Linked DNA regions of Homo sapiens: region 2 is linked to region 1. A link is an interaction called in ENCODE POLR2A ChIA-PET data of the cell type or tissue named here. Cell type or tissue: OCI-LY7. All regions are shown on one strand. Each heading gives the region's core, and the rest is flanking DNA. Links, peaks and the distances in the headings are about the cores only. Region 1 overlaps TNFRSF1B (TNF receptor superfamily member 1B). Region 2 has its middle 15 kb from the start of MIR6729.

The links. Peaks named below come from ENCODE experiments on the same cell type or tissue, not always from the same donor. Only the 100,000 strongest peaks of a DNase experiment are listed, where the experiment ranks them.
Region 2: POLR2A ChIA-PET joins it to region 1 with 10 read pairs; 2 of 35 experiments call an interaction of 5 or more read pairs at or near these places.

Annotation. Positions count from the first base shown.
Region 1 is chr1:12,180,755-12,188,754 of GRCh38, forward strand. All of the region lies in intron 1 of TNFRSF1B (TNF receptor superfamily member 1B), which reads left to right. Among named protein-coding and RNA genes, the nearest start is that of MIR4632, 7.0 kb to the right of the region's middle. In OCI-LY7, for the core only: no CTCF peak of the experiment used is centred there; no DNase peak of the experiment used is centred there.
Region 2 is chr1:12,038,668-12,049,053 of GRCh38, forward strand. No RefSeq gene overlaps it. Among named protein-coding and RNA genes, the nearest start is that of MIR6729, 15 kb to the left of the region's middle. RefSeq lists a cis regulatory region at 1-704 and enhancers at 487-986, 2,052-2,121, 8,144-8,203, 8,864-8,953, 9,344-9,433. In OCI-LY7, for the core only: no CTCF peak of the experiment used is centred there; DNase peaks (open chromatin) are centred at 1,354, 2,064 and 5,664; H3K4me3 peaks cover 1,727 bases; H3K27ac peaks cover 3,103 bases.

The sequences.
Region 1 (8,000 bases), core at 1-8,000:
CAGCGGGGTCTTTTCTTCCTGGAGCTCGGCCCTCGGCAGCTCTCAGAAGCTCACCTTCTTGCAGGCTCTCACAGCCGCATCGTCCTCTGGCTGGGCTGCTCACAGACCCCGGCCCCTGGGTTTTGTCCACTCACCCAGACTCTGTTTTGGGGTCACATTACCCTTCCAGTGTTCCTCTGAGCAAAGTCCCTGTGAGTTAGCCCAAGGTCCCTGTCAAGGAGGACCACATCTGGCCTGTTGCACTCTTCTCCTTTGCCCCACCGAAGCCTCTGTCACACTGTCACAGCAGCGGGCCTGCCATGGTCTCCCCATGTAAGGCTTCCTGAGGAACGGGCCTGGTGCCAGCCTGGGGGTGAACTGCCAGCCCCAGGAGTCACAGGTCAGCTTCCCCACACTTACCCTGGAGGCAGGATGGAGGCCCCCTCCTTTGCAAGGCCCACACGGGCCATCTAACACCCCACTAAAGCCGGGCAGTTCGCTGCCCTGGGGTGTGTTCTCGCCTTGCCAGTTCTTGGCTAAAACCAAGGCAGGAAGAGCCCAGTTCCCATGTTCTGTAACATGGGTCTATGACCAGGGCCTTTGCAGGCCCCTTGCAGCGCCCCCATGGAGCCCCCAGGAGTCTGGGAGAAGATGATGAACCCAAGTGAGGACCTCCCCAGGGGCCTTTGCTCCTCACAAGAACCCCTGGAGGAGACAGGGCAAGGAGTACCACTCCCATTTTACAGGTGACAATGCCGAGGCTCAGAGAAAGTCCATGACACCCCCAAATCCCCCGGACCCACTACCCTGACCTCCTGGCGGTGCACAGAGCATGCCACGCACCTCTCCATATGCACATAGACCCTCTAACCTAAGTCAGCGCCCCTTCTACAAGGCCGGTGTCCAGCACACCTGGGAAAGGGGACATTTCTGGCCCTTTCCTCTCAGAAGTCGCCTGCTCGAGCTGCCCTCCCTGGGGGGAAGGGGATGGGGGCAGAAGCTGAGCATGGAAGCCCCTGCTAATCCACCCTCTGCTCTCTCCAGAGGCCCAGGACCAGCCCAACTCTGCCCCACATCCCAGCCCCCACCTCCCAGCTCGTGCTGTTTCTCCACCTCTCATGTGGATGGGCCACACACCACCCAGCACCCCTGAGGTCTGGTGAGGGACTGAGCCTTCGACACCCATCCTTAAGAACCCAGGGCTGGTCCTTTTGCTTAGAGCATCAACCAGGCCCACACTCTCATTTTACAGGCAGAGAAACTGAGGCACAGAGAACCTGGTTACTGCCCACAGCAGAGGAGACACTTGAGTGAGGACACAGAGGATCTTTGGGGTAGGGGCGGGCCTTGGGGTTGAGACCCAGTCTTCCTGGCCAGGGAGGAAACACAGGACTGGAGGTGAGGAGGCCTCTTTGAGGCTAGTTTCTTCATCTGTAACTTGGGAATAACAATAGGACTGGCCTCAGGGGGACCAGGGGAGGATTCAGAGAGGCTATGATGCTGGGACAGCTCTTCGTGATGACTGGCATGAAGCAGGCTTCTAGTAGATGCTCTACTGCTGCTTTCGTTCTCACCCTCACCCACCCGCTCTGGGCCCACTGCCCTGACCTCCTGACCAAGCACTGAGTGTGCCAAGGGCATCTCCCTGTCTCCCCGGCCCCGCACCTTGTGTCACCCTTTTCCTTAGCTCTTACCACCACCTTGAATTCTCTATTGAACGTGCATGTGTCTCCCCAGCTAAGATGACAACTTCCCGGGGGCAGGGATTTGATTTGTTCAATGCTACTGTTTACCCAGCACCTACAACACTGGGTGCTCAGCACGTCTGTTGAATGAATGAATGAATGAATCACTGCTTTCACCTTTGCCCCTGACTTTCTCCATGGACCACGGACAAGTGACTTGATCTCCCTGAGCTGTGAAATGGGGCCATTCACACCAGCTTTTTAGGGTGGAACTAGGATTTTATACAGTGCCTGCCATCTGGCCTGGCACATAGTAGTTGCTTAGCAAATATCCCATTGTTTTCCTTCCTCCCCAGAGGGCCAAAGCCAAGACCTGGAGGAGCAACAGGGTGGGGGTCTAACCCCTGGGTGACAGAGACAGCTCCCATCTGGGATGGAGGCTGCATGGTGGGAGGAGCTGCTGAGGTTGGGCCATTCAGCTTTGGGGCCCTTGGAGTCCTGGGTCTGTGTGGAGGGGGAAGGGAAGCTCTCTGGGCCCCAAGAGAAGGGAGGCAGGATTGGGGGTGGCAAGGATTGCAGCTCTTCTGGGATAGCCTTGGGCACACTGCTTTGTCTCCCTGAGCACCTGCGAATGTCAGTGAGAAGACCAGACAGTGGGTCTAACACGCACAGTTGCCCCTGGGAGGTAGCAGGTGCTCGGTACCGATGAGCTACCGCTAACTGCAGGTGCTACCTGTCTTAGAGGAGGGAGCCCAATCTGGAGGAGGGGAAATGGGAGCTGTGGACCCAGATGGGAGGCGGCTCAGAGACTGTGGGTGGGCCCTGATGAGCTTCTTATCCATAGTCCTCTATCCGCTTGCCGCCATCCTGGCCCTGGCATGGCCCAAAGTCTCTGGGAGACGAGGGGAGGTGGCTTTGCCTTTTTCCATCTCTGTTATCTCATCTGTGAAATGGGCACAATCAGACCTGCCTCACCAATTGGAATATAGATTTAGGTGCAGTTTTCTTTTTTCTTTCCTTTTATCTATTCTCTCTCTCTCTCTCTCTCTCTCTCTATGTATATATGTATAGCTATCTATTGATATTTTCTATCATCCATCTATTTATCTTGTATCTACTTTCTATTATCTCTATCATCTATTTATCTAATCTATCATCTATCTAGCTATCTTTCTATTTTATCTATCTATCTATCTGTTTGTCTGTCTGTTTTATCTATCTAGCTATTTTATCTATTTTATCTATCTATCTATCTATCTATCTATCTATCTATCTATCTATCTATCTATCTATTCTATCTACCTATCTATCTATCTATCTATCTATCTATCTAGCTAGCTAGCTAGCTAGCTATCTATTCTATCTACCTACCTATCTATCTATCTAGCTATCTATCTATTCTATCTACCTATCTATCTATCTATCTATCTATCTACCTACCTACCTACCTACATATCTATCCATCCTCTCCGATTCCCTCACCACTGGGTCTCAGATTCCCTGCCTGTTAAATAAATGGTCAGTTAACCCTCAACAGTGATTTTCAATTTTTCACTTGAGGCCCCCATATTTTGGAAGATTGTAGTTTGCTGAACACGCTGACTGAATCAAGTACTATCCAACTTATTTCCTCATTTTAACATGTCAAAGATCCCCTGTGGGGTGAGTGGGGTGTGAATTGGAGCCTCCCCAATCCAAGGCACAGGAACTGGAAGCTTCTGTAGCCCTGCATTTCCTAGAGAATGCTTGCCATGTTTTGGGGACCTCCTGGGGGGCCCCTGTACTGACCAGAGGCCGGCTCCCAGGGCTGTGGTTTGGGCCCAGCCCCCTGCTCCTGGGGACTGCTGCTGTGGAGGGAGTGACCTTTTGTTCTGCTTTGCCAAGGGGCTTTCTGTTCCTCATTGTTTAGCCATGACAAGGCTGTGGATTTTTTTTTTTTTTTCTGTCCAAGAGAATAAACAGGCCTGAGATTGCTCAAGGGAGCCGACCCCCTCTGCCAGCTACTGGGGGCTGGAGGCTCACAGAGCCAGGGAGGAAGTCCTACCCCCTCTGCCGGCTACCGGGGGGGCTGGAGCCACACAGAGCCAGGGAGGAAGTCCAGGGACGGTCACTCACAGCAAAGCCTCAGACAAGAGAGGAACCTGGAGGGGAGGAGGTGGGAGGCCACCACTCAGCCGGCCTGGGGGCCATGGGAGTCCAGCTGCCTGCCGTTAGTGGCCAGGAGCCCTCGTCCATTGCGGCTCTTGAGAGCCCAAACTTGGCCACGGCAGGGCTCTTTCCCATCAGGCCCTTTGAGCCCTGATGGGAAACCCTTCCCCAGCCAGGGTGGGATTTCTTGCTGCCGCCTGGAGCCGCCCTGGCCCTGTGGTTCTCAGGCCCTGGAGGAGTGAGGGGCTCCCCTGGTTACCCCAAGGGCACTCGTGGGGATGAAGCCCGCGGGATGCAGGATTCCCACGAGACCTGTGCTGGCCACTGTGCGGGGTGGGGGGCTGCCAGGGAAGAGGTGCAGCCCCTGCCTGCCTCAGGGATGCGATCTGAGGGAAGAGGCAGCTGTGTCTGGGAGGCCGTTCGGTCGGAGGGGGATAGGCACAGCCCCTGCCCTTGGGGAAGCGCCCAGCAGCAGCCTTCAGGGAAGGCAGTTTGGGGGTTTGCCGAGGGCCAGGAAGACCCTCTGCCGCAGTTAGTATTCGATGGAATGGCTTGTGCAGAGGGAGCTGCAGAAGCTGCCATTTCTCTGGGTTAGGGGCTCCCACAGCCTTTGGATGCCGGGTCTCGGCCATGAGCCCCCTCCGCCACCCCTCCCCCAGGTCACCTTGCTCAATCCAGGAGGCCGGATGATCAGAGTGTGTTCTGCAAAGGAGCGTGAGAATCACTGGGGAGATTTCCTTTTTCTTTTTCTTTCTCTTTTTTTAATGGTACAGCTTCCTGGGCCCACCCCTGAGATTCTGCACTTGTTTGGGGAGTGGGTGTTGGCTTCATGACAGGCACCCCTGGGTGCTTTGGACACAGGCAGTGAGCTCCCCCCACACTGTGTGAACCCCTGAGAAGGCTTCTCCTTTTGTCTAGGGTGCCTGGGAGTCTGCTCCAGCAGCAAACCGGGGAGGGGAGGGGTACTGGGACCGAGTGTGTGTGGCAGCACCGTGTCCAGGCAAACTGAGGCTCCAGACGGGGGTTACTTCTTCAGACCCTGTTATGCAGCATGGTTCCCACTGCCCGTGCCCAGAATTCACCATAGCTGATGGGCCTGGGGTGGGCCTCCGGGGCAGGCCAGGGTGGAAAGTGCATCTGTGTTTGAGCTTTGCGGCCCTGGCGCTGGAGTTAGATCCCTACAGGAAAGGACATTGTAACCCAGCCCGTGGTTGAGACTAGCAGCTGCTGAGCACCTACGCCCTGCTAGGCTGTGGGGCAACAGCAAAGGGTAACCCCCAGCCTGCAGCCTCAGGGGGGCTTCCCATCTAGCGAGGGGCCCAGGGAGGCCATGAGGAGAGCCATGAGGGAGGAAGGTGGGGACTCTGGGCCTGAGTGACTCCTTCAGGGTGGGGTGCGGGCAGGGAGCCTTCAGGAGGGAGGGTACTGCCTGAGCAGGGCTCTTAAGGGACACGTGGAATTTGTTACAGGAAGCACCAGGCCATTCCAGGCATAGAAATCAGCTGGGGTGCAAAGGCCTGGGGGTCAGAAGAGTGGCAGATTGCTCCATGGCAGGAAGCCCCAGCTCCTCTGGGTCGTTCCCGCTGAGGGATTCCAGCTGTTGGCACCGAGGGGTGCAGCCAGGGCAGGGTGGTGCTGCCTGCCAGGCTGAGGTGGGAGACAGCTGGGTTTCTAGCCCTGCTTGTCACTCGCTATAGGTGCAGCCAAACGCTCAGCAGGCCCAAACTCTGGGCAGTCCTGACTCCCAGGCAGTGCTGTGAGGAAGGGGAGGAGGAGGCACACTGAACCCACCTGCTACGTTGGCTGGTGGAAATTTGGCCAGGTCTGCACTGGCCCAGCGGTGCTGGGTGTCGTGACTGGTGTCTGCTCTGACTGGCTTGCTGACAGCTGAAGTCCAGGATAGGTCCATGGCCACGTTGTGCTGGTTTGTTAAATATTTTTAGTATCTCCCCTGCTCCTATATGTTAGGTACTGGAGTCCAGAGAGGTTAAGGCACTTGCCTAAGGCCACACAGCCGCTAAGTGGTGGAGTGAGGATTTGAAACCAGTTCTTTCTGACTCCCTGTATCCTTATCTATGGAGAGGCCCCATGACTCGTTCACTAAAGGTTATGGATCTCGATCTTGTACTGGCCACATGACTGCAGCTGGCAGTACAGTGGGGAGTGCGCCAGCCCTGGCTCTGACCTCCTAGAACTGCCCTTTGTTCATTTCCAGGTGACGCATCTGTGGGGGCCCCTGAAGGACTTGGGGTGTGTGTGTACACCCTCTTTGCTTGTACAGATGTGTTCACACCCATGTTTGCCTACATGTGAATGTCTCCATTCTGAGCTTGCTCTCAGCCTGGTAGAGGTGGCTAATTAATGCTTGTCCCTGAAAGCCCGGACTGCCAACCCCAGTCTTTCAGGAGAGAGGGCAGGACTCAGGGGCTTGCTCCCGGGGGTCCTGGGAAGGCACAATGGTGACAGTGCTGCAGCTCTGCACTCCTGGAGGGTCACTCAGAGACCCGAGAGAGGAGGGCTCTGCGTCTGCTCCTCTGTCCAGGGCTGTAGCTTCTCTGGGTGCCTTTGCTTTTCTCTTTTCTCCCCTCTTTTTTTTTTTTTTTCGAGATGGAGTTTTGCTCTGTCAATTAGGCTGGAAGTGCAGTGGCATGATCTCAGCTCACTGCAACCTCCTCCTCCCAGGTTCAGGGGATTCTCCTGCCTCAGCCTCCAGAGTAGCTGGGATTACAGGCACACGCCACTATGCCGGGATAATTTTGTATTTTTAGTAGAGACAGGGTTTTGCCTTGTTGGCCAGGCTGGTCTCGAACTCTTGACCTCAAGTGATCCACCTGCTTCGGCCTCCCAAAGTGCTGGGATTACAGGTGTGAGCCACCACACCTGGCCCTCTCTCTCTTTTCATTCATCACATTGTTCATCTCTTCCCGGAGGCATCCAGCACAGTCTTTGAGACTGTGAGCTGTGAAGTCAGACAGGACCCAGGTCCAAACCCTTCTCTGTCACTTACCAGGTCTGGGACCTTGGGCAGGTGACCTGCCCTCTCAGGCCTCGGTTTCCTGTTCTATAAAATGGCTGCAGTAGGGAAACCGTCTCCATCTTCATTGGGTGGTTGGGAAGTCTTGCTGAGACCACACACCTGTCTCAGGTAGGGTCTTCCAGAAGCAGAGCCTGAGGCAGGGATCTTTGTGAAAGTGATTTGCTAGGGAGGGCTCCCAGGAGAAGCAGGCAGGGCAGGTCAGGGGAGGGGGCTTAGCAGGGACGTTGTTCACCAGCTTCAGCCCAACACCACGGGGGTGGCTCTGGACCATGAATTGTACCAGGGTGGGTCCCACCTTGAGGCTGTGGAGCATTCATTATCAGCCAACACCCACAGCAGCTGGGGGAGCGGTGCCCTGCTGGCAGCAGGGGTCTGAGTGGGGTGCAACAGCACCCACCAATTCGAGCAGCAGAAACGCTTAGAACAGTGCCTGGTACCTAGGCAGTGCTTCAAAAATGGCAACGATTGTCATGGTCATAACCAACATTCAGCTGATGAGTGCCGGCTCTACGGTGGGTCCCATGTGAGAGATTGAGGGTCTAGAGATGACAAGGCTGCCACCTCTGCTGTCTGCATCACATGAGTGTGTGTGTACACATGTGTGTGCATACATACCCACAGGGGGTGGAAGGACAAGCAAGTAACCATTCCAGAACAATGAGATGACTGTTAGAGGGGTCATAACCCACGTTTAGAGAGAGCCGAGAGGAGGAGGAGGAGGAGCTTGAATTAGCCTTGGGTAGTCAGGGAGGGCTTCCCAGAGGTGGCAGCACTCATCTTGAAAGACAAAGGGATGTTTCAGGTGCAGGAGGGAAGGAGAGGTATCTTCCTTCCTCAGCAGAGGGCAGCTTTGTGCTGAGAACCCCCGTTCTCTGTGACCAAGGCCACTGTCTTCTGGATATCTGTCCCATGCAGTGTTAGGGGTCACCCAGCACTGGAGAAGGCCAGCAGAGTCAGTGCTTCTGCCTGCAGACATGACTAGGGTACACTGAGGTGGGGAGGCAGGGGAGGTAAAAGAAGGCACGAGCTCTCCTTCCTGTACCCTGCTCCAGGGGGAGAAACCTCCCCAGCCATCATCAGTGCAGACTGGCAGGGGGAGGGCCAAACATTTGCAGGGCGGGGACCTGGGCATCAGGCATGGCAGAACCCAG
Region 2 (10,386 bases), core at 1,272-9,271, 140 kb before region 1:
AGGTTTGCTGAACTTTTCAGCCCAATCTGTGGGAGGACATAGAGTGTAGCTCCGAACACCCGCCCTCGGTATTGCCACCCACTGACTGCGTGACGGCGGCCGTGTCACTTAGCCTTTCTGTATGTAGCTCAGTTTTGTCATCTGTACACGGGCGATAACTCCAAGAAGAGGTGAACCAGATCCGACCTGCAGAGACCCGGGCACGTGGTCTGACGGGGAGGGGAGCTATGAGAAATGATAAGACTGTCATCAGCTCTTCCATCATAAGATTGATGCCATCCTGTTGCCTGGAATGGAACCTGCCCCCTGAGTTTGCTCCAGCTCATGCCTTCCCCAGGACGATAAGAGAGAATGGAAGCAGGGCATGGAGTCCTTTGATCCAGTGGCCTTCACCCCCAGCTCCTGGAAGGGCTGTTGCTGGGAGCAGATGCCGGCAGCAGCCTTCTTGCCAGTTTCATTAGCATGGAGGCTCTGAGGACAGGGAGGGAGGAGGGATGTGGGTGGGCAGGACCCTCCCTGGGGCCAGTGCTGAGGCTGTGAGGGTGGATGGCTGAAGCCTTGCAGGAAGTTTTGAGAGGAAGCTGGGCCCACAGGATCGTGATGTGATCAGTTGGGGTGGCATAAGAGTGCCTGATGATGGTTTGGGTGGCCTTTGGGGACATCCCCTGTCATGCCATCACCATGCTGAGCTCTGACCACACTCTCTTTGGCCCTCTTTATCTGTGGCTAAGAGTTGGCAACACAGCCTCTGAAACTCAGCAGAAACCCCTCTGCTTCCCCCAGCCCTGCCTCCTCTATCCCCCACCATTGTTGATGGGATACCAGAGGCACCCAGGTGTCCTGGGCCTCCAGCTCCCGAGGCAAGGAAGCCTTTCTTGGCCAGCCAGGACTCATGACATCTCAGCCAGTGGAGAAGGGGAGAGGGAGGGCTTTGAGAATTCCCCAGGCCTCAGATTTGGTGGGGGAACCCTTCCTGTCCACCAGGATTGAGGGTTACAGAACACCCCAGCCTCGAGGGAGAACTAGCTGCCCCCCATCCCATTCCCAGCAAATTCTGACAAACACCCCCTGACTCCCATGGTGGAAGTTTGCCAGGTGTCAACTAAAGAAAATAAAAAGCTGAAGAATTAGAGTTCGGGCTGGGTGTGGTAGCTCACACTTGTAATCCCAGTAATTTGGGAGGCTGAAGCCAGTGGATTGCCCGAGCCCAGGAGTTTAAGAGCAGCCTGGGCAACATGTAGAGATGAAACCCCATCTCTACTGAAAATACAAAAAATTAGCCAGGCATGGTGACATACATCTGTGGTTCCCAGCTACTTGGTAGGCTGAGGTGGGAGGATCACCTGAGCCCGGGGAAGTCTGAGACTGCAGTGCGTGGTGATCACAACACTGCACTCCAGCCTGAGCAACAGAGTGAGACCATGTCTAAAAATAAATAAATAAATAAAAATGCCGGGCGTGGTGGCTCAAGCCTGTAATCCCAGCACTTTGGGAGGCCAAGGTGGGCAGATCACTTGAGGTCAGGAGTTCGAGACCAGTCTGACCAACATTGAGAAACCCAGTCTCTACTAAAAATACAAAATTAGCCGGGCGTGGTGGCACATGCCTGTAATGTCAGCTACTCGGGAGGCTGCGGGAGGAGAATCGCTTGAACCCGGGAGGCAGAGGTTGCAGTGAGCTGAGATCACACCATTGCATTCCAGCCTGGGCAACAAGAGTGAAACTCCGTCTCAAAAACAAAAAACAAAAACTTTAGAGTTCTTTTTATTCAGAAGTTTTACCAGGACTATAGACCGAGCCTATTGCCTGAGAGCAGCCCTGTGGAGGGGTTCTATCAGCTGCTCTGGCAGTTTCAGTTCACAGTTTATGTACAGGTGGTGAAGCTGTAATATGTACAAAATCACATCGAGGTTTGGGTATAGAGTACATCTGGCTATAGATGACTAAAGCACATCTGCTGAATCGATTGTGGAGGCAGAATCACTAACCCCACCAGATGGTATCTTATGTGTAGGAAAAAGCAAGTCTGGGGCCATTTATCTTTCAAGGAATATAGTGACTCACGCAAGAGACATGGGGCTCTATTCTGTTTTGTCTTCAAAGCATCCCTCCAGAGAGCTGCCCATTGTCACAGAGCCAGCGGCTTGTGAATCCACTCAAGCAGAAATGAGCAAACATAACTTCTTACATTTGCTACTTAGGCTCACCCAGGAGAGGAAGCAGCCCCAGGTGCCAGCTGTGTGTTGCAGAACACTGGACCTGGAGCCTCAGCCTGGGGGTCAGTGTTGGCTGCTGCTCCTGCACAAGTCAGTGGGCTTCTCTGAGCCTCAGTTTCCTCATCTGTAGAATGGGGATTAGAATGCTACCTACTGGGCCAGGCACCGTGGCTCACACCTATAATGCCAACACTTTGGGAGGCCAAGGTGGGTGGATTGCTTGAGCCCAGGAGCTCGAGACCGGCTTGGGCAACATAGGGAGACCCCTGTCTCTACAAAAGAATTTAAAAAATTAGCCAGGTGTGGTGGCACGAACCTGTGTTTCCAGCCACTTGGGAGGCTGAGGCAGGAGGATCACTTGAGCCCAGGAGTTGGAAGCTGCAGCGAGCCACGGTCGAGCTACTGCACTCCAGCCTGGGTGACAGAGCAAGACCCTGTCTCAAAAAACAAAACAAAACAAAACAAAACAACAACAACAAAAAAAAAAAACCCAGAAAACCAAGAATGTTACCTACTGCGTTGGGGTTTTTAGAGGATGAAATTAGATGATCAGGAGATGAAATGCGTAGTGCAGTACTGGGCCTAATAAATGTGCAACATTATTATTTGAAACCAGGGCCTGTGTGCATATTGGCAGATGAGGATCCTGTCTCTAGAGGGGTCCACCCCACCTGGCCAGATACACAGTAAGGAATGAGCCGAGTGGGAGCAGGGGAAGTTTCAGGTGATTCTTCCATGAAATGATGGACACAGGGCGCTGGCCCAGTGTCTGTGCTGGAGTAGGGCCCTGCGGGCCTCCAAGCCTGGGAGGGTCAGAGGCCTGAAAACCACTCAGGCCCTTCCAGGAATCTTTGGTTGGGAACTCTAGGGACTCTGTAGGACACGGTGTGGGAACAGAGCAGGATGGGGGCAGTTACCCACACCTCCATTCCACTCCTCCTGCAGGGTAAGACCTGCTCAAGTCCCGCCTTCAGGCCGGATTGCCCAAACCTTTCCTCAGTCTCCCTGCCTGGCCACGTGGACTCCCCATCCCCGTAAAACCCTCCTGTGGTTCTCCTGACCGGGATGGGTGGGTTCCTTGGGACTTCTTGCCTTGCTGGGCTGGGCCCTTCTGAAGGACAAGGGTCTCCCAGGTGCTGATCCTCCCTGTGGGCCTCAGCTGCCAAAGGACTCTGAGGACACTGACATTTGGGAGAGCCGGCATCTTCTCTGGGTCCCTGATGTGGGTTCAGAGGTGGCCCCCCAAAGATATGTCCACCTAGAACTTCAGAGTATATGACCTTATTTGGAATAAGGGTCTATGCAGATATAATTTTTTTCTTTTTTTTTTTTTTTTTTTGAGATAGTCTCACCCTATCACCCGCTAGGGCTGTATAACAGAACACCACAGACTGCAGGGCTTAAGCAACATAAATTTCTTTTCTTTTTTTCTTTCTGTTTTTTGTTTGTTTGTTTTTGGTTGCCCAAGCTGGAGCGCAGTGGCACGCTCTCGGCTCACTGCAACCTGCGCCTCCCGGGTTCAAGTGATTCTCCTGCCTCAGCCTCCCGAGCAACTGGGACTACAGACGCACACCACCATACCTGGCTAATTTTTTGTATTTTCAGTAGAGACAGGGTTTCACCATGTTGGCTAGGATAGTCTTGAACTCCTGACCTTAAGTGATCCACCCGCCTTGGCCTCCCAAAGTGCTGGGATTACAGGCGTGAGCCACCATGCCCAGCCTTTCTGCAGATGTAATTAAGGTAGGGTAATGGGGCTCTTAAGACGCGAGTCCCTCTCCCTCTCCCTCTCCCTCTCCCTCTCCCTCTCCCTCTCCCCACGGTCTCCCTCTGATGCCGAGCCGAAGCTGGACTGTACTGCTGCCATCTCGGCTCACTGCAACCTCCCTGCCTGATTCTCCTGCCTCAGCCTGCCGAGTGCCTGCGATTGCAGGCGCGCGCCGCCACGCCTGACTGGTTTTCGTATTTTTTTGGTGGAGACGGGGTTTCGCTGTGTTGGCCGGGCCCGTCTCCAGCTCCTAATCGCGAGTGATCCGCCAGCCTCGGCCTCCCGAGGTGCCGGGATTGCAGACGGAGTCTCGTTCACTCAGTGCTCAATGGTGCCCAGGCTGGAGTGCAGTGGCGTGATCTCGGCTCGCTAAAACCTCCACCTCCCAGCCGCCTGCCTTGGCCTCCCAAAGTGCCGAGATTGCAGCCTCTGCCCGGCCGCCACCCCGTCTGGGAAGTGAGGAGCGTCTCTGCCTGGCCGCCCATCGTCTGGGATGTGAGGAGCCCCTCTGCCTGGCTGCCCAGTCTGGAAAGTGAGGAGCGTCTCTGCCCGGCCGCCATCCCATCTAGGAAGTGAGGAGCGTCTCTGCCCGGCCGCCCATCGTCTGAGATGTGGGGAGCGCCTCTGCCCTGCCGCCCCGGCTGGGATGTGAGGAGCGCCTCTGCCCGGCTGCGACCCCGTCTGGGAGGTGAGGAGCATCTCTGCCCGGCCGCTCCGTCTGAGAAGTGAGGAGACCCTCCACCCGGCAGCCGCCCCGTCTGAGAAGTGAGGAGCCCCTCCGCCCGGCAGCCACCCCGTCTGGGAAGTGAGGAGCCTCTCCGCCCGGCAGCCACCCCGTCCGGGAGAGAGGTGGGGGGGTCAGCCCCCAGCCAGGCCAGCCGCCCCGTCCGGGAGGGAGGTGGGGGGTCAGCCCCCCGCCCGGCCAGCCGCCCCGTCCGGGAGGTGAGGGGCGCCTCTGCCCGGCCGCCCCTACTGGGAAGTGAGGAGCCCCTCTGCCAGGCCACCACCCCGTCTGGGAGGTGTACCCAACAGCTCATTGAGAACGGGCCATGATGACAATGGCGGTTTTGTGGAATGGAAAGGGGGGAAAGGTGGGGAAAAGATTGAGAAATCGGAAAAAAAAAAAAAAAAAAAAGGTAGGGTAATGATCTCAAAATGAGAGCATCCTGGTTTAGGGAGGGCTTTAAATCCAATAATAGGTGTCTTATAAGATACAGAAAAGGACACACCACAGAGACACAAAGAATTAGGGAACATGGGCCAGGAGTGGTGGCTCACACCTGTAATCCCAGCACTTTGGGAGGCTGAGGTGGGCGGATCACCTGAGGTCAGGAGTTTGAGTCCAGCCTGGCCAACATGGTAAAACCCCGTCTCTACTAAAAATACAAAAAAAAAAAAAATTAGCCAGGTGGTGCGTGCCTGTAATCCCAGCTACTCGGGAGGCTGAGGCAGGAGAATCACTTGAACCCGGGTGGCAGAGGTTGCAGTGAGCCGAGATCACGCCACTGCACTCCAGCCTGGGCAACAGAGCAAGGCGCTATCTCACTGAAAAAAAAAAAAAAGCAAGCAGGGAACATGATGACAGGGGCAGAGAGGACTGATGAAGGATGGCAGGCAGCTGCTAGAAGCCAGGGGAGAGGCATAGGAGGGACAGATTTTCTGTCAGAGCTTCCAGAAGGAAGCAACCCTGCCAACACCTTGATCTTGGACTTCCGGTCTCCAGAACTAGAGGCTAGAAGTTTCAATTGTTTTAATCATACCGTTTGTGAGCAGTTACTACAGTGGCCCTAAGAAATGAACACAGACTGGGCGTGGTACCTCATGCCTGTAATCCTAGCACTCTGGGAGGCCGAGGTGGGTGGATCACTTGAGGTCAGGAGTTTGAGACCAGTCTGGCTAACATGGTGAAACCCCGTCTCTACTGAAAATACAAAAATTAGCCGGTGTAATGGCATGCACCTGAAATCTCACTTACTCGGGAGGCTGGGGCACGAGAGTCGCTTGAACCTGGGAGGCAGAGGTTGCAGTGAGCTGAGATCACGCCACTGCACTCCAACCTGGGTGACAGAGCGAGACTCTGACTCAAAAAAAAAAAAAAGAAATGAATACAGTTCACAGTTGCCTGGATGAATGATGAATGAGATGCTGGGGTGGCCACGTGACGGCTGTTTGCTCACGGTCAAGTCCACAGTTTAGCTCTTAGCTTCAGTTGGGAATTAATTTTCTGGGGCAAGCAGAAACCTCAGTGTCCTGGGCTGAACTGTGTCCCTCCCCAAATTCACATTTGGAAGTCCTAACCTCCAGTACTTCAGAATGCAACAGTCCTTTGAGATAGTCTTTAAAGAGGCAATTAAGTTAAAACAAGGCCTTTCAGGTGGACCCTAATCCAATACGACTGGTGTCCTTACAAAAAGGGGAAATTTGGCCACAGACCTGTGCACGTACAGAGGAAAGTCCAGGTGAGAACGCAGCGACAACATGGCCACCCGTGAGCCAAGGAGAGAGGTCTTGAAAAAACCCAGCCCTGCTGACGCCTCAACCTTCACCTCCAGAAGTGCGAGGAAGCTAATTTCTGTGGCTTAAGCCACCCCATTTGCGGGACTTTATGGCAGCCTGAGCAGACTAACACGCTCATCATGCCAGAAAATTCCTTGTTGGGCTTGAGGTGGAGTGGGGGGAAGGAAACTCATCCCTGGCCCTCCATCCTGAGATTCCTGAACTCCAAAGCTCCCCGCTGCTTGACCTCAGTGCTCCAAGCTGTAAATGCAGGTTTGTCTTACCGGCCAAAGCAGCCTCTCAAGATGACACGTTGGGGAGATGAGGTCTCCCATAGATGGGAGGGGTGGACAGCAGGCAGTACCCCCAACCCTCTGCCCTGGTCACCGACAAGCTGAGACAGCCTCATGGCCCTTGGTGTCTGGCCACTCCGGCATCTGATGTATCTTGGGGTTTTATAATCCTGGGGGTTCATCTGTCCTAGGTGTACTAAATTCGGGAGCTCATGGCTTGCAGGCATCACTTATGGTAGTAAGAGGAAGATTTTTCTTTCTATTTTTTTTTTATTTGAGATGGAGTCTTGCTCTGTCACGCAGGCTGGATTGCAGTGGCGCGATCTCGGCTCACTGCAGCCTCCACCTCGCAGGCTCACGTGATTCTTGTGCCTCAGCCTCTCAAGTAGCTGGGATTACAGGCACGTGCCACCACGTCTGGCTAATTTTTATGCTTTTAGTAGAGACGGGATTTCACCATATTGGCCAGGCTGTTCTCAAACTCCTGGCCTCAGGTGATCCACCCACCTCTGCCTCCCAAAGTGCAGGGATTACAGGCGTGAACCACTGTGCCCGGCCAGTAAGAGGAAGATTTAGATAGTGCGTATCATGTGCCATGCACTATTCTTATTTTATTTATTTTATTTTTTGAGATGGAGTCTTGCTCTGTCCCCTAGTCTGGAGTGCAATCGCGCGATCTCGGCTCACTGCAACCTCTGCCTCCTGGGTTCAAGTGATTCTCCTGCCTCAGCATCCTGAGTAGCTGGGACTACAGTCACGTGCCACCACACCTGGCTGATTTTTTGTATTTTTAGTAGAGACGGGGTTTCACCGTATTAGCCAGGATGGTCTTGATTTCCTGACCATGTGATCTGCCCACCTCAGCCTCCCAAAGTGCTGTGATTAGAGGCATGAGCCACTGTGCCCGGCCCCACCATGCACTATTCTAAGAGCTCCATATCTCTTACTCTTCGAGTTCTCAAAACCATCCTGTAAGGTAAGGTTATTATCCCCAGTTTAGAGATGGGGCATTTGAGGCACAGAGAGGTTAACTGACCTGTCTCGGGCCACACAGCTATCAAGGGACCAAGCCAGGATTCGAACTCAGACCACCCTGAACTCCAGAGTCCGTCCTTTTGAGCTGCATCACATGCCCCTTGGTAGACATCTGTGCTGACATTTCTCTCCTCCTCTGCTGGCATTGGGTGGACTCCTATTTTCCTCGGGAGGCAGCTTAGCCAGGAGGAGTGGCAAAGCCTGGATTGGGCTGAGTGAGCCCCTATGTGGCCCCGCACTACATAACCTGACACTGAGCTCTGGGCCTTCCTTCCCTTCCTCCCTGGCTGACAGGGGTTAGAGGTGGGGTCGCTGCCCCACTTGCTGTGAAGTTGGGGGAAGGGGATCATAATGCTTTGCTGATCACACACCCTGGCACACTTGCATACACACACACCCTTACACACACAGCCTTGAGCACACACCTACCCACCCACATGCACACACCCACACCCACACACCGTCACACATTTGCACACACAACCTCAAGCACGCAGAACCTCACACACACATCCTTGTGCACACACACCACGTGCATGCGCACATAATCTCAGGGGCACAAGCCCTCGCTGCTCTCACACACTCATACACTTACACACACACCCTAGACACACTTGTGTGTACACCAGCTCACACACACACCCCACTCTCATACACTTGTGGACACACAGCCTTGAGCCCACAGGTCCCTACTTTTGAGGGCACGAGCCCTCTTGCACACCCTCACACTCCCTCCCTTACACACACTCCCTCACATGTGTGCACATGCATACACACACGCACACACACACGCACACACACACATGCACACACACACATGCACACACACACGTGCTGCAGGAAGCCCTGTCATTGTCAGTGTGGCCCCAGAACTTAGTCATTTAATGACCCATTGGGCCGTGTTTCTTTCATGGAAGCCAACACTTGGCTTTTTCTTTACCGAGATCTTCTCACTCAGTTTCTCTCAGTCTCACTTTTCATTTTGACTGGCAAGGAGTTTTTTTCAATCTCTTGTGGTTTTAACAGCACCAGCGGCTACAGCTCAAACCTCAAGCATCCAGGGCCACCGCCTGCCTCTCCGATCGGTCTGTTCTGGCTGGGAGAAGCCCAGGGCTTCCCTGCTTGTCAGCCCGGCCGCTTGCCCAGCAGTTTGTGAGATGGAAGGTGGAGAGAAAGAACTGTGGGGGTGAGAAGTGACGTCACCATAGGGGCTGGGGTTGTGGACAGGCCCCCATCAACCCTCTCCCGCCACCCCCAGAGCACCAATGCGTCATCTTGGAGTTTCTTTAGTGCTTAGGCAGATGAATTCTGACGTGACAGCTGGGAACCCCTGCGGGGGAAGTTGGGGTCAACAGCTGATCCCAGAGGCTCCCGGGGGCACTGACACCTGGGAGCCCCAGCTGTGTTGCCCCTTTTCCAGCCATCAGGTTTGGGGGGCTCCAAGCTGGCATTTATACCCACTGCCTGCAGCCGTGTGAAGTCTTTCAGACTGAGTTCAAGTCTTGTTTCACCATTGTCAGCAGAGTCACTCAGCAAGGTGCTCTGTCCCCTCCCGTGGAAAAGAGGGTGACCCAGAGGTACACAGATTGTTAGATAGGTCCTAAGGTTTGAAAAGTCTTAGAGCATTGCCAGGTATGGTGGCTCACACCTGTAATCCCAGCACTTTGGGATGCTGAGGTGGGCAGATCATTTGAGCCCAGGAGATGGAGACCAGCCTGCCTGGGCAACATAGGAAGACCCCCATCTCTACAGAAAATAACAAAAATTAGCCGGGCATGGTGGTGCGTGCCTGTAGTTTCAGCTACTCAGGAGGCTGAGGTGGGAGGATCAATTGAGCCAGGGAAGTTGAGGCTGCAGTGAGCTGAGATCATGTCACCTCACTCCAGCCTGGGCAACAGAGCCAGAAGCTGTCTCAAAAGAGAAAGAAAAAAAAGAAAGAAAGAAAGAAAGGAAAGAAAGAAAAAGACAAAGAAAAAAAAAAGTCTTAGAACAATTCCTGGGATGAAGCAGATTCTTCCTGCTTAGGAACCTTTCAGATCCAAATCCATGACTCCCTTCTTCCTTCCAAGTTCTCTGGAGTTGAGCCCAGGCACAGAGGACACGGTTATTCATTGAAACAGTAGGACATGTTGCTTTTTTCTTTTTTCTATGTGACTTTGGACAAGTTGCCTCACAACTCAACTTCATCTCTTTCTAAGCCTCCTTGTGGATATGGGAAATAAATGAACTCATGTGGAGAAGAGCCGTTATGGACTGAACTGTGCCTGCTTCTCCCTGCCAAGTTCATGCCCCCCAAATTCATAGGTTGAAGCCCTAACCCCCAATGAGACAGGGCCTCTTTTTGGTTTTTGTTTTCATTTTTGTTTTTGTTTTTTTAAGACGAAGTCTTTCTCTGTCATCCAGGCTGGAGTGCAGTGGCATGATCTCGGCTCACTGCAACCTCCGCCTCCCGGGTTCAAATGATTCTCCTGCCTTGACCTCCCCAGAAGCTGGGATTATAGGCACGTGCCAACAAGCCCGGCTAATGTTTGTATTTTTAGTAGAGACAGGGTTTCACCATGTTGGTCAGGGTGGTCTC